Linked DNA regions of Homo sapiens: regions 1, 2 and 4 are each linked to region 3. A link is a contact called in ENCODE Hi-C or POLR2A ChIA-PET data. All regions are on one chromosome and are shown on one strand. Each heading gives the region's core, a stretch centred on a gene start or an enhancer-like site at or near the end of the contact. The rest is flanking DNA. Distances are from core to core; before and after follow the strand shown.

Region 1 (3,643 bases), core at 567-3,066, 640 kb before region 3:
ATATCCTTATTCTATAAGCTATTTTTCATTTTTTTTTTTGAGATGGAGTTTTGCTCTTGTTGCACAGGCTGGAGTGCAATGGCAAGACCTTGGGTCACTGCACCCTCCACCTCCTGGGTTCAAGCAATTCTCCTGCCTCAGCCTCCCGAATAGCTGGGATTACAGGCGCATGCCACCATGCCCAGCTAATTTTTGTATTACTAGTAGAGACTGGGGGTTTCATCATGTTGGCCAGGCTGGTCTCGAACTCCTGACCTCAAGTGATCCACCAGCGTCGGCCTCCAAAGTCTTGGGATTGCAGGCGTAAGCCACCGCGCCCGGTCTTTTCATATTTTTAAAACCTTTTTAAATGTGAGTAATGTGTTGCACTGCAACATTGTGACAGTTACAACATCACTAGGTGATAAGAAATTTTCAGCTCCATTATAACCTTATGGGATCACAACTGTGTATGTGTTTCGTGGTTGACCAAAACCTTGTTATGTGGTGCATGACTGCACATGTGCTTGATATATAAAGAATACCAGGGAACTAGTGACAGTGGTTGTTTCAGGGGAGGAAAATTTAGGAATAGAGTGAGCCTCCCGTTTGAACTTTTCCCATAGGTATGTACTATGTATACTACATAATAAATAGTTTTTAAAAAGTCAGATCTATGTCTTAGATTCACACATCTTATTTTTAGTGAGAAGGGCAAGCTGTAGAAGAAACAAAAATACATCGTCCTATTTTTAGAATAAAGACAGTTAGTTGACCCGTGAACACCAAGGGTTTGAACTGTGGCTATCCCCTTATAGGTAGATTTTTTTCTACCTTTGTCCTCCTTGGGACAGCAAGACAAACCCCTCCCTTTCCTCAGCCTACTCAGGGTGAAGCTGACGATGAAGACGTTTATTTATGATCTTTACGATCACTTCCACGTAACGAAGAGTAAATATATTTTCTCTTCTTCATGATTTTCTTAATAACACTTTCTTTTCTCTGAGCTTAGTTTATTTTAAGAATATGGCATATAATATACAAAATATGTGTTAACTAACTTTATGTTATTGGTAAAGCTTCTGGTTAACAGTAGTCTATTAGTAGGTAGGTTTTGGGGGAGTCAAAAGAAGTGAATTTTCCACTGCACAGGGTGGCGCCCCAACTCCCGTTGCCTAAGGGTCAGCCGTATAAAAATATACAAAAACAATCTTAAGTATGGGTATATTTTTGTAGGGGATTGGATTAAGCCCATGGATAAAGGTGGAAGGGGTTGGGGAAAAGGAAGGAGAAAAGGGTAAGTTAAATATTGAGCATCCCTAAAGAGACCCGGGGAGGGGTCGGGTGTGCCCCTCTCAACCCTTGAAGCCCAGGTCCCCTCATCCCGCCTTCCGAATGCAAGTTCAGCTCCCATTCCCACCCCAAGCACAAGCCCCGCCCCATTTTTGCCCCTGAGGCGCACGACCCGCCCCTACTACCACCCTGCAAACCAAGGCCCCGCCCACTCCGCCATTGGGGTGCAAGCCCCGCCCATCAGCCATCGGAGGGCAAGCCACACTCCACCCCGCCCCCGCGCACAGGCCCCGCCCCACTTTTGCCCCGGGACCTAAGCCCCACCCCTATCCCTGTCTCTCGGACATAGGCTCCGCCCCCAGCACCACCCTCCATGCTCTGTGGGACCCCACTCCAGAGCCTAACCTCATCCCCCGGGTAAGAATACTAGAATTTCTCCTTGGAGGCTAAAGAAGACGTTAGTTTCTCTGCCGCCGCCTAAGGCTACCCTGGCCACAACAGCCTGAGCCACAGCCACTTCCGTTCCCGGCGGCCCCGAGACCGGAAGCGGAAGTGCGCGCGGCGGCGGCCGACGGCGGCTGAGCTGTGCTGCGCGGCGCGGCGCGGTGCGGCACGGCACGGTGGGAGTGTCTCCGGCTGGCTTGCAGGTGTGGCCCGGCCCCTCGGGAGGGCGGGGAGGGCGGGGAGGGCTCGGCTGGCGCGGGGAGGGACTGGAGGGCCTAGAACAGCTCCGCCTGTGTGAGGGGTTTCCTCCCTGCGATCAGCCGGTGGCCGGCGTGAGGCCCACACAGTCAGGGCCTCGCATCTGGGCGCCCGCCGCCCGGTCTCTCGCTCTCAGGTACCCCCCGTCCGGGCAGACAGGGCTGTCATCCTGTCAAAAGGGAAATCCCAAACAGTCCAGGTCCCACAGCTCAGAAATGTGGTGACACCGGCCCCAGCTCTCACCTGTCCTTCCCAATTTTTAGGGAAAGTGCATAAAGACGGCCCTACCTTGCCTACAGTATGCAAGATAACTGCGAATTAGTAATTCACGTTTTATTTGATATGATACTTAATATTATCTAGCTTTGCAACTGGAAAGTGAGGTCTGGGTCCACATGTGCAAACTGGTTTAATTGATTGGCCAAATTTACTTAAAAAATTGAATGCATCCTCCATTAAGGAATGAATTAGATGACGAGAGATTTCTTTTGGAGACTGACAATTTGAAGTCTTTTAGCTTAATATCTGTTAGCTTGGCTTTGCATCTCTTCCTTTTCCATAACTTTTTCTTTCTTCTTTTTTTTCTTTCTCATAAGAAAGCTTTTGGCCAGGCTTGGTGGCTCACTCCTATAATCCCAGCACTTTGGGAGGCCGAGGCGGGTGGATCACCTGAGGTCAGGAGTTTGAGACCAGCCTGGCCAACATGGTGAAACCCTGTCTTTACTAAAAATACACAAATTAGCCGAGCGTAGTGGTGGGCGCCTGTAATCCCAACTACTCGGGAGGCTGAGGCAGGAGAATCGCTTGAACCCCAGAGGCGGAGGTTGCAGTGAGCTGAGATTGTGCCACTGCACTCCAGCCTGGGTGACAGAGCAAGACTCCATCTCAAAAACAAAAACAACAACAAAAGGAGGAGTTCTTAATTTTTTTTGTTTTTGTTTTTCTTTATTTTCTATGTTTGAGACGACTTTTACTTCTGCTGTGGGCATCAAGTTTCTCACTGTTAGGTTAAGAAAAGCCGTTTCTCAGTTATTTCACAAATATTATTATCAAGAAAACCTAAGACTGTTATTCAGATCTTTTCAAGTTGGCTCCAGTCCTTCCCCCAAGCATGTGAATCACAGAGCTTCAAAACTAATGGAACTTCAGGGAAAAGACGATATAAACTTTGTTAATACTGGAAATTCAAATTGAGTTGGCCATAAGTGGGATGTCTTTTTTAATAATGGGGTTAAAGCTCGTGTCTACTGAGAAATCAGGAAAAAATTAACTCCAGAGGAAAATCATGCATCAGATTTCAGTTTTACGAGTGAGGTGTTTGTTTCCACAAAGAATATATGCGCTTGCCTTGCCTTTTTAAAAAGAATTAATATTGTTTCTTAAAGGTACCTGAAACTTGTGTGATTATGTCTTATGAAAGACAGGCACTTTAAGTTATTCTTATATTTGATTTTTATGGTGTCATATTGTCTTTTTTTTTTTTTTTTTTGAGACAGAGTCTCACTTCATCACCCAGGCTGGAGTGCAGTGGCACAATCTCGGCTCACTGCAGCTTCTGCCTCCTGGGTTCAAGCAATTCTCGTGCCTCAGCTTCCCAGGCAGCTGTGATTATAGGCGCCCGCCACCATGCCCGGCTAATTTTTGTATTTTTAGTAGAGACGGGGTTTCA
Region 2 (3,368 bases), core at 746-3,245, 990 kb after region 3:
TCCACAACAAAGAAAAGAGCCTGTGTGAACTCACAATAGCCATTTGGGGTAAGGTACTATTCTTATCTGCATTTCGAAGATTGAGGAGGCAAGCCCAAACAGCCAAAGCCACTGGTTCAAGGTCACACAGCGCGTGCTCAGTGGCTGAGGCTGACTCGCAGCCATTTCAGTGGCAACTGCAGAAAGCAAGTTTGTATTCAACTTGAAGTCTCCGGTGACTGGGTTTGGTGGGGGCTGCAGAGGGGACCCTGCAGAGTGCATTTCTGCAGAGGCTGAGAGTCCAAGCTTCCAGGGCAGGAGCTGCCTGCATCCCTCACCACCTGGCTCCAAGTTCCTCCTTGGGATGCTCTTCCTCCCATACCCACATGGTCCCCAATGACTTTTTCACATTAGCTCACATTTCACCCCCTGGGTGAGATTCAGAATTTCCCCATTTTCTCCTTCCCACTCCCTCATCTCACACTCACTTTCTAGTCCCTTCTACTGCTCCATTTTTCTTTTTAAACCCCTATCAGTAAGGCCAGGCGCAATGGCTCACACCTGTAATCCCAGCACTTTGGGAGGCCGAGGCGGGTGGATCGCCTGAGCCCAGGACTTCAAGACCAGCCTGGGCAACATAGTGAGACCCCGTCTCTACAAAAAAATACAAAAAAAAAAATTTAGCCAGGCATGGTGGTGTGCACCTTGTAATCCCAGCTACTTGGGAGGCTAAGGCAGGAGGATCTCTTGAGCGCAGGAGTTCGAGGCTGCAGTGAGCTGTGATTGCACTACTACACTCCAGACTGGGCAACAGAGGGAGACCCTGTCTCAAAAAAACTCAAATGAATAAACCTCTATCCTTCCCTCCTTCACTAAAGTGGAGGTCCCCTAGGGCAGGGATCTTGTCTATCTCTTGGTTACTGTGTCCCCAGTGCCTACCCAGGGCTGGCAGACAGTTGTAACAGGAGTGACAGTCCCTGGCCAGCAGGGATATGGTGTGGGGGACAGAGGTGGAGCATTGAAGGGACCCATTGGGCAGCATTGTCCTCTGATGCCCCCGATGCTGGAGCTGTATTGGGGGAATGACTGTCATCACCGTCCTCTGAGTTACTTAATTCATTTATGGAAGTCAGTAAAGGAACCCAGCCTGCCTGTGCCTGCCGCAACTCCAACTTCTCCCAGCCACCTCTGCCTCAGTTTCCCTGCACTTGACGGGCTTATTGAGGTTGGGGAGGAGGGGGTGGGTGTCTCAAATGTCAAAGATTTAATGTGTCTTGATGTTACCACACAAAAGTTTTGTTTTGTTTGTTTTTTTGAGACAGTCTCCTCTGTCACCCAGGCTGGAGTGTAGTGGTGTGATTGTATCTCACTGCAGCCTCGACCTCCTGGGCTCAAGCGATCCTCCCACCTCAGCCTCCCACTACACCCAGCTAATTTTTTTTATTTTTTAAGAGATGGGGGCCACTGTGTTGCCCAGGCTGGTCTTGAACTCCTGGCCTCGAGTGATCCTCCTGTCTCAGCCTCCCAAAGCGGTGGGATTACAGATGTGACCCACTGCACCAGGTCTACACAAGGTGTTTTTTTTTACAGGGTGATGTGCACACGGTGGGTCCCTCTGGGTGGTCCCACAACAGATGAGGGGCCCAGCCTCACCCATCCATGAATCCTGGAGACTCCAGACTTCCCATCCATCCAGGGTTCTGCAGCCCTCTCTGAGGCTGGAGCCAATCTCCCCTTCCGTCAAGGGATCCGGGGAGACCGCCAAGCCCGGTGCTCCCCTGAGAGTCTCTGAGAGGCCCCGACACCGCCCCCGCTCCAGGTCCCCGGGATGCTCGCGCAGGCGGGAGCCCGGGGCGCCCGGGGGATCCCTGAGCGTCACGCCGCTGTTGTGGAGCGCGTGTTGACAACGTCGCCGGGGAGACGGGCGGGGGCGGGGCCCGGGAGAGGGGGAGGCGCGGCCCTGGCGGCGCGCGAGGGGCCGGGCTGTCAGCGCAAGGCCCAGGCCGCCGCAGTGGCCACGGCCGCTGCCGCCCGCCGGCTTATATACCGCGGCTAAATTTAGGCTGCGCCCGGAGCTCGTCCCCATCCGGGACGCGTTTCCGCCGCCGCCGCTTTGGCCCGGCCCCCGCGCGCGCCGCGCCTATAAGGCTTGGGCGGGCCCGGCCGCGGCCCACAGAGCCGTCCCCGCCCGCCCGCGCCCCGACCAGCCCGGCCTCGGGCAGCCACTCACCGGTGTCCCCGTCCGCGTCCTTTCTCCCCGGGTCCCGGCCATGGCGCTGAGTGAACCCATCCTGCCGTCCTTCTCCACTTTCGCCAGCCCGTGCCGCGAGCGCGGCCTGCAGGAGGTGAGGGCGGCGGGGACGGCGGGGCGGCCGGGACCGTGGGCGGCGGGCTCGGGGTAGTAGAACGTGGGCTGCGGGGTGACAGGACGCGAAGGCGGGGACTGCAGACTCAGGAGAGGAGGATGCGGGCCACGGGGATCGCGGACTTAGGGTGGTAAAAGGCAAGCAGCGCCCCCCGAGCCCCGCCGCCCGCTCACGCCCATTGCCCTGTCGCCCGCAGCGCTGGCCGCGCGCCGAACCCGAGTCCGGCGGCACCGACGACGACCTCAACAGCGTGCTGGACTTCATCCTGTCCATGGGGCTGGATGGCCTGGGCGCCGAGGCCGCCCCGGAGCCGCCGCCGCCGCCCCCGCCGCCTGCGTTCTATTACCCCGAACCCGGCGCGCCCCCGCCCTACAGCGCCCCCGCGGGTGGCCTGGTGTCTGAGCTGCTGCGACCCGAGCTGGATGCGCCGCTGGGGCCCGCACTGCACGGCCGCTTTCTGCTGGCGCCGCCCGGCCGCCTGGTCAAGGCCGAGCCCCCTGAAGCGGACGGCGGCGGCGGCTACGGCTGCGCCCCCGGGCTGACCCGTGGACCGCGCGGCCTCAAGCGCGAGGGCGCCCCGGGCCCGGCGGCTTCGTGCATGCGAGGTCCCGGGGGCCGCCCCCCGCCGCCGCCCGACACACCGCCGCTCAGCCCCGACGGCCCCGCGCGCCTGCCCGCGCCCGGTCCGCGCGCCTCCTTCCCGCCGCCTTTCGGTGGCCCTGGTTTCGGCGCGCCCGGGCCCGGCCTGCATTACGCGCCGCCTGCGCCCCCAGCCTTCGGTCTCTTCGACGACGCGGCCGCCGCCGCGGCAGCCCTGGGCCTGGCGCCCCCCGCCGCCCGCGGTCTCCTCACGCCGCCTGCGTCCCCGCTGGAGCTGCTGGAGGCCAAGCCAAAGCGCGGCCGCCGCTCTTGGCCCCGCAAACGCACCGCCACTCACACCTGCAGCTACGCGGGCTGCGGCAAGACCTACACCAAGAGTTCGCATCTGAAGGCGCATCTGCGCACGCACACAGGTGGGCGGCA
Region 3 (3,220 bases), core at 511-3,010:
TATATTGGCAAGATCATAAAACAGATTGTGCCATCAAAAACTTTCTTGAAATTAAAAACACATTCATAAATCCTTTTGAGTATCGCTTTCTTTACAACTTCCAAAGACGGTAGGGAACTTGACAGCTCCATTCACAAAAAACTCCCGACCATTGTTACAGCCCCAAAGAGCCACTGGCTTACGAGGTAAACTGCGACTTGGTTTTTGGAACCACGGACTGGTAGAGCCCTGTCGAAGGTAAGCAAAGACATTCCAATTCTCGTGAGGCATACATTCCAAGGGGTCACTAGCATCCAACACACACGCAGAGAAATGAACCCAAGACCAGACACCCCACCAGGCTGCACGAAACGTAAACAAGTAAACAAGCAAATAAAAATCTTAAAAAAACAAAGCGTAGTCTTGAGTAAAAGGGAGGTCAGCCACCCAGGAGAAGCACATGACTCATGCACCGGCCTGAACTAAAGTATTTACACCGTCCACTACAACAGAGTGGGGTTTCCCATCTTCAAGCAAACCCAAGCCTTGGGGGCATCTCAGCCGAGTGAAGCCATGCTATTTCCGTTTGGGAGGAGGGGGATCATTTTATTTCGCTGAATCACAACTCCCCCACATCCCCACCCCAAATCACCACAATCACCACCACCACACAACACTGCAAATAAAATAGGCCGTTGCAAGGACGCCGGCGAGCACGGACCGAGCAAAACAAAGCGCCCAGCAAGGGGCTGCCAGGCTGAGAGTGGGTGCGTCAAGCGGGCCAAGCTCGCCTCCAGGGCACCGCTCCCGCCCTGAGGCCTGGCCTCAGACCGGCGTGCAGCCGCAGCCACCTCCCTCCGCAGGGGACCTGCCCCTTTCTCCGCAGCACTCCGGGGACCGCCGGGAAGGTGAAGAGATGGGGGTGGGGGCGCGCTGCCCCGGCCCAGGCAAAACGACCTGGGTGCCAGAAGGAGAGCGCGCCGGCCCCGGCCCACGTGAGCGCCGCGGCCGAGCCCGCCTAGAGGACCGCGGACCGGGACAGCTGCGCTCGCGGCCCCCGCGCCAGGCCGGGACTTACCCGGGCCGGGCGCGCCGCGGACCCCGCGGCGGCCGCTTCCTCCTCCTCCTCCTCCTCCTCACTTAACAAAATGGCGGCGGCAGGAAGTGCCGGGCGCCTCGGCCCGCCCCCCGCCCGCCCCCGACCGCCGGCCCCGCCGCGGCGCCCGCGCCCCCCACCCGCGCCCCGCCGGCCAGCCCAAGCCCGGGTCCGACGGCACCAAAGGCAGGACAGCCGCGAGCGACCCCGCCGCCCCGACACCAACGGCGCAGGCCGCCCCGGCCCGGAACGAACGGCGCGGGAGGCCCGCAGGCCCGAGCCCGCGTAGCCCCGGCCTCCCCGCCCCCGCGCCGCGCGGATGGCGTAGGTGGCGGCGCCCCGGCCCCATTACGCAATGCAGGTTACGCGGACCGCGCCGCGAGCCTCCGCCAGCCGCCCAGTGTCGTCCGCCGCCCCAAAGGGCACCAGTCCTCACCTGAGACGCTAGGCCGCACGCCGCCCCCGCCGGCCGTCCGCCCGCTGCCGCCGCCCCCTCCCCGAGCTGCCTGCGCGGCGCCGGGGCCCGCCCGCCGCTCTGCCGAGCTCACAGGCCGCGCTCGCCCGCGGGCACCGCCGGCAGCCGCCGCAGCCGCTGCCGCCGCCACTGCTTCGGCTCCTCGGCTGCGGGAGACCAGAACAAACAGCCCAGCCGCCGCCGCCGCCGCCGCCGCCGCCGCCAGCGCACTGACGTCACCGCGCACGCTGCGCGCGCGGCCCCGCGCCGCCGCCGCCCGGTGTGCGCGCCCCGCCCCCGCGCCCAGCGCGAACGAGCTCTGGAGAGACAGTGGCTGCGAGGTGAGTGGGGGATACCGCGGACTGAGGGAGGAGACCCCGCAGAGCGAAGGAGCGGGCTGGGGGAAACGGGCGGACTGCAGGCTGGGCCTGCGGGAAAAGATCTGAAGGCTGAGAGAGACATCCAAAATACTAAGAAAGGTCTGAAGACAGACCCTCACAGGGAGGGAGGATGGTGAGGAGGGACCCCACAGACTGATGGAGGAGGCGGAGGAGAGAGCCCTAAGGGGGGACCCCAGGTAGGGAGGCTGAGGCGAGAGAGCTGCGATGGGGGCGCCGGGGCTGGGGTGAAGTGGAGGAAAGGAGGTGAGAGGAGGCTGCGAGCAAGGCCGAGGCGGATCCTCCTTGGCTGCCCCTGGGCAGGGAGGTAGCACCTTTCTCCTCTTATGCCCCCCTGTTGATCTTCTTCCAACCCACCTTTTTAAAAAAAGGGACATGGTCTTGCTCTGTCCCCCAGGCTGGAGTGCAGTAGTGCAGTCATAGCTCACTGCAGCCTCAACCTGCTGGCCTCAAGCGATCCTCCTGCTTCAGCCTCCCAAGTAGCTGGGACTACAGGTGTGCACCACCACACCCAGCTAACTATTTTTTGTAGAGATGGGATCTCACGATGTTGGCCAGGCTGGTCTCTGTCTCCTGGACTCAAGCGATCCTCCTGCCTCGACCTCCCAAAGTGCTAGTATTACAGGCGTGAGCCACCGCGCCCAGCTCCTTCCCATCCTTAAGACTCAACCCCAAGTCAGACCAGGCTCGGTGGCTCACACCTGTAATCTCAGCACTTTGGGAGGCAGAGGCAGGAGGTTGGCTTGAGGCCAGGGGTTGGAGACCATCCTAGCCAACAGAGTGAAACCTCGCCTCTACTAAAAATACAAAAATTAGCCCCGTGTGGGCCGGGCGCAGTGGCTCACGCCTGTAATCCCAGCACTTTGGGAGGCGGGCAGATCACGAGGTAAGGAGATCGAGACCATCCTGGCTAAGACGGTGAAACCCCGTCTCTACTAAAAATACAAAAAATTAGCCGGGTGTGGTGGTGGGCGCCTGTAGTCCCAGCTACTCGAGAGACTGAGGCAGGAGAATGGCGTGAACCCGGGAGGCGGAGCTTGCTGTGAGCGGAGATCGCGCCCCTGCACTCCAGCCTGTGCGACAGAGCGAGACTCCGTCTCAAAAAAAAAAAAAAAAAATTAGCCGGGTGTGGTGGCGCATGCCTGTAATCCCATGCCTGTAATGCCAGCTACTCAGGAGGCTAAGGCAGAAGAATCACTTGAACCCGGGAGGCGTAGGTTGCAGTGAGCCGAGATTGTGCCACTGCACTCTAGCCTGGGCGACAGAGCAAGGCTCTGTCTCCAAAAAAGAAAA
Region 4 (3,190 bases), core at 83-2,582, 550 kb before region 3:
CTGGGCTCCCACTTTGGTAGGGCTCACCCTGTGCCCAGAGCTTTGGCATGCCAGAGTTGGCAGAGCCTGCGTCCCAGCTGGCAGTATCTTCCCCTGCTGTTTTCCAGATGAGGAAACTGAGGCCAGGTACAGAGGCTCACGCCTGTGATCCCAGCACTCTGGGAGGGCGAGGCAGGAGGATCGCTTGAGCTCAGGAGTTTGAGACCAGCCTGGGCAACATGGCGAAGCTCGGTTTCTTTCTTTCTTTTTAAATTAATTAATTAATTAATTAATTAAATTTTTTAGACTTTAAGTTCTAGGGTACATGTGCACAACGAGCAGGTTTGATACATAGGCATACATGTGCCATGTTGGCTTGCTGCACCTATCAACTCGTCATTTACATTAGGTATTTCTCCTAATGCAATCCCTCCCCCAGGCCCCCACCCCCCGACAGGCCCCAGTGTGTGATGTTTCCCGCCCTGTGTCCAGGTGTTCTCATTGCTCAGTTCCCACCTATGAGTGAGAACATGTGGTGTTTGGTTTTCTGTTTCTGTGTTAGTTTGCTGAGAATGATGGTTTTCAGCTTCATCTGTGTCCCTGCAAAGGACATGAACTCATCCTTTTTTATAGCTGCATAGTATTCCCTGGTGTATATGTGCCACACTTTCTTAATCCAGTCTATCATTGATGGACATTTGGGTTGATTCCAGGTCTTTGCTATTGTGAATAGTACCGCAATAAACATACATGTGCATATGTCTTTATAGTAGCATGATTTATAATCCTTTGGGTATATACCCAGCAATGGGATCGCTGAGTCAAATGGTATTTCTAGTTCTGGATCCTTGAGAAATCACCACACTATCTTCCACAATGGTTGAACTAATTTACATTCCCACCAACAGTGTAAAAGCGTTCCTATTTCTCCACACCTGTGATCCCAGCACTCTGGGAGGCCGAGGCAGGAGGATCGCTTGAGCTCAGGAGTTTGAGACCAGCCTGGGCAACATGGCAAAGCTCTGTTTCTTCAAAAAGAAAAAAAATTACCTGGGCTTGGTGGCAGACGTCTGTGGTCCCAGCTGCTACTACTCAGGAGGCTGAGGCAGGAAGAATCACCCGAGCTGGGGAGTTTGAGGCTGCGGTGAGCTAAGATGGTGCCACTGCACTCCAGCTTGGGTGATAGAGTGAGACCCTGTGTCAAAAACAAAAAGAAAGAAAGAAAACTGAGGCATTACAGTGTCCACATAAAAGCCCAGGGAGGGAGAAGGGGCCCTCTTCCGATGCCAGGCAGGTGCCAAGAAGAGAAGCTTCACCGCACAGAGCAGACCCCCCGGATCTTTCTGGTCTTTCTAAGCCAGTTTCCTCCTGTGGGAAACTTATATTTCAGAGGCCCCTGGGCACTTCGTTAATCAACAGAGAATCATGTGATAGGAGGGTTCTTTCCTTTCTGGATAAATCATATGATTAGCTTGTCTCTTGAGGTACGTAATCATTTTTTAAAACGCTATATATATTTTTAAGAGATCTTACTCTGTCACCCAGGCTGGAGTGCAGGGTCACCATCACAGCTCACTGCAGCCTCAAACTTCAGGGCTCAAGGGATCCTCCTGCCTCAGCCTCCTGAGGAGCTGGGACTACAGCTGTGCACCATCACGTCTGGCTAGTTTTCTCCTTAAGTGTTTTTTTTTTTTGTAGAGACGAGATCTCGCTATCCTGCCAAGAAAATGCTATTATTTATGGAGCACTTAATTTGTACCAGGTCTGGTCCTAAGTGCTTTTTTTTTTTAATCTATATTAACTCATTTACTCCTTAAAACATCTGCAATGATGTTGTCATTCCCATTTGACAGAGGAGGAAACTGAGGCACAAGTGACTCACCCAGCTGAGACTCAGATCCACAGGCCGGCAGCCCAGCCCTGGAGTCCCTGCGATGAGCCCAGGGGAAAGTCTCCACTGGGCACTAACATGTCTTTAGCGCCTCCGTGACCCTGAGGCTTAGCAGGTGTCTGTATCCAGCCAGAATTCAAGGACTTGGTTTTGTGTTCCTCATATTTATATTTATTTTTAGGTTTCCCTACTATCTGGGGCAATGAGGAGGGTTTTTCAGTGAGGATGCCGAAATCAAGTCTCCTTGTTACATGAGTAAATTCAAGATGCAGAAGTGATGAATGCTAAGGAAAATATAGTTCAGTTGTTCAAAGGGGGAGATTGCAGCGATGGAGAAAAAAGTCACTAATGACTGAAGTCAGAGAACTATTGTCCTGGGAATAATCAAACATCCACAGTCCTAGAATTTACCCCTTCCTGTCCCGGGCTCCTGTGGGGGTGGCCTGGGCTGTGGGGGAGGGGAGTGAACACCAGCAGAAGCTGGAAGGAGAGAGGGCCAGACCAGGTCTGGAGGGATTTTGCCTTTTTTTTCTCAGAAAGCCAGAAACTCCAGCTAGAACCCCAGGGCTCAACGTCCCTTCTCTGCAGATCAGACGGGCAGGTCAGACAGCTGGCGTCTGCAGAATCTCAGGGAGGTAGTGGCACTTCCTGATGCCAGGGATTGTCCCTACACCCCTTCATGGTGATCATCGACTCTTCTTAATTTAATTTTATTTTACTGTATTTTAGAGACAGACTCTGGTGTTGCCCAGGTTGGAGTACAGTGGCGCCATCTCGACTCACTGCAACCTCCGCCTCCCGGGTTCAAGCGATTCTCCTGCCTCAGCCTCCAGAGTAGCTCGGACTACAGGTGCCCACCACCACACCTGGCTAATTTTTGTATTTTTATTTTATTTTATTTATTTGTTCATTCATTTATTTATTTTGAGACAGAGTCTCGCTCTGTCACCCAGGCTGGAGTGTGGTGATGTGATCTCAGCTCACAGCAACCTCTGCCTCCTGGGTTCAAGAGATTCTCCTGCCTCAGCCTCCCAAGTATCTGGAATTACAGGTGCAAGCCACCACGCCTGGCTAATTTTTGTATTTCTAGCAGAGATGGAGTTTCGCTATGTTGGTCAGGCTGGTCTCGAACTTCTGGCCTCAAGTGATCTGCCTGCCTTGGCATCCCAAAAGTGCTGGGATTACAGGCGTGAACCACAATGCCCGGCCTGAAACATTCTTTTTAAATTTTTATTTTATTATTATTATTATTATTTATTATTACTTTTTTCTGAGACGAAGTCTTGCTCTGTCACCCAAGCCGGAGTGCAGTGGTGCTAT

What was found. Hi-C counts contacts between places; a loop is a spot of excess contacts on that map. ChIA-PET counts read pairs that join two places held with the same protein, here RNA polymerase II (POLR2A). Pooled maps may share reads with other maps.
Region 1: a loop to region 3 is called in a pooled map, with 7 times the contacts of the local background. The contact joins the promoter of ZNF333 here to the promoter of BRD4 in region 3. A Hi-C loop is called at or near these places in 1 of 37 single-sample maps with no recorded cell type and 5 of 50 pooled maps. POLR2A ChIA-PET finds 5 or more read pairs at or near these places in 4 of 52 experiments (B cell, GM12878, H1 and 1 more).
Region 2: a loop to region 3 is called in a pooled map, with 5 times the contacts of the local background. The contact joins the promoter of KLF2-DT here to the promoter of BRD4 in region 3. A Hi-C loop is called at or near these places in 3 of 50 pooled maps. POLR2A ChIA-PET finds 5 or more read pairs at or near these places in 4 of 52 experiments (A673, BJ, GM10248 and 1 more).
Region 4: a pooled map shows a loop between it and region 3 (2.5-fold over the local background). The contact joins the promoter of ADGRE2 here to the promoter of BRD4 in region 3. A Hi-C loop is called at or near these places in 1 of 50 pooled maps. POLR2A ChIA-PET finds 5 or more read pairs at or near these places in 3 of 52 experiments (GM10248, K562 and PC-9).

The regions. Positions count from the first base shown.
Region 1 is chr19:14,688,232-14,691,874 of GRCh38, forward strand. ZNF333 (zinc finger protein 333) reads left to right here and starts at 1,817. Exons shown (of 12, transcript NM_032433.4): 1 at 1,817-1,919. RefSeq lists silencers at 1,411-1,460, 1,791-2,160.
Region 2 is chr19:16,322,675-16,326,042 of GRCh38, forward strand. KLF2-DT (KLF2 divergent transcript) reads right to left here and starts at 1,996. Exons shown (of 2, transcript NR_186323.1): 1 at 1,633-1,996. It overlaps KLF2 (KLF transcription factor 2), which reads left to right and starts at 2,152. Exons shown (of 3, transcript NM_016270.4): 1 at 2,152-2,324; 2 at 2,542-3,358. The coding sequence starts at 2,250. RefSeq lists a promoter at 1,462-2,297, silencers at 1,670-2,399, 2,490-2,739, 2,770-2,819, 3,290-3,368 and enhancers at 1,947-2,719, 2,720-3,368.
Region 3 is chr19:15,330,779-15,333,998 of GRCh38, forward strand. BRD4 (bromodomain containing 4) reads right to left here and starts at 1,761. Exons shown (of 20, transcript NM_001379291.1): 1 at 1,512-1,761. It overlaps LOC124904643 (a long non-coding RNA gene), which reads left to right and starts at 1,835. Exons shown (of 4, transcript XR_007067146.1): 1 at 1,835-1,870. RefSeq lists silencers at 761-810, 821-970, 1,001-1,100, 1,301-1,530, 1,761-1,860 and 1 more and an enhancer at 2,027-2,643.
Region 4 is chr19:14,777,228-14,780,417 of GRCh38, forward strand. It overlaps ADGRE2 (adhesion G protein-coupled receptor E2), which reads right to left and starts at 1,333. Exons shown (of 21, transcript NM_013447.4): 1 at 1,030-1,333.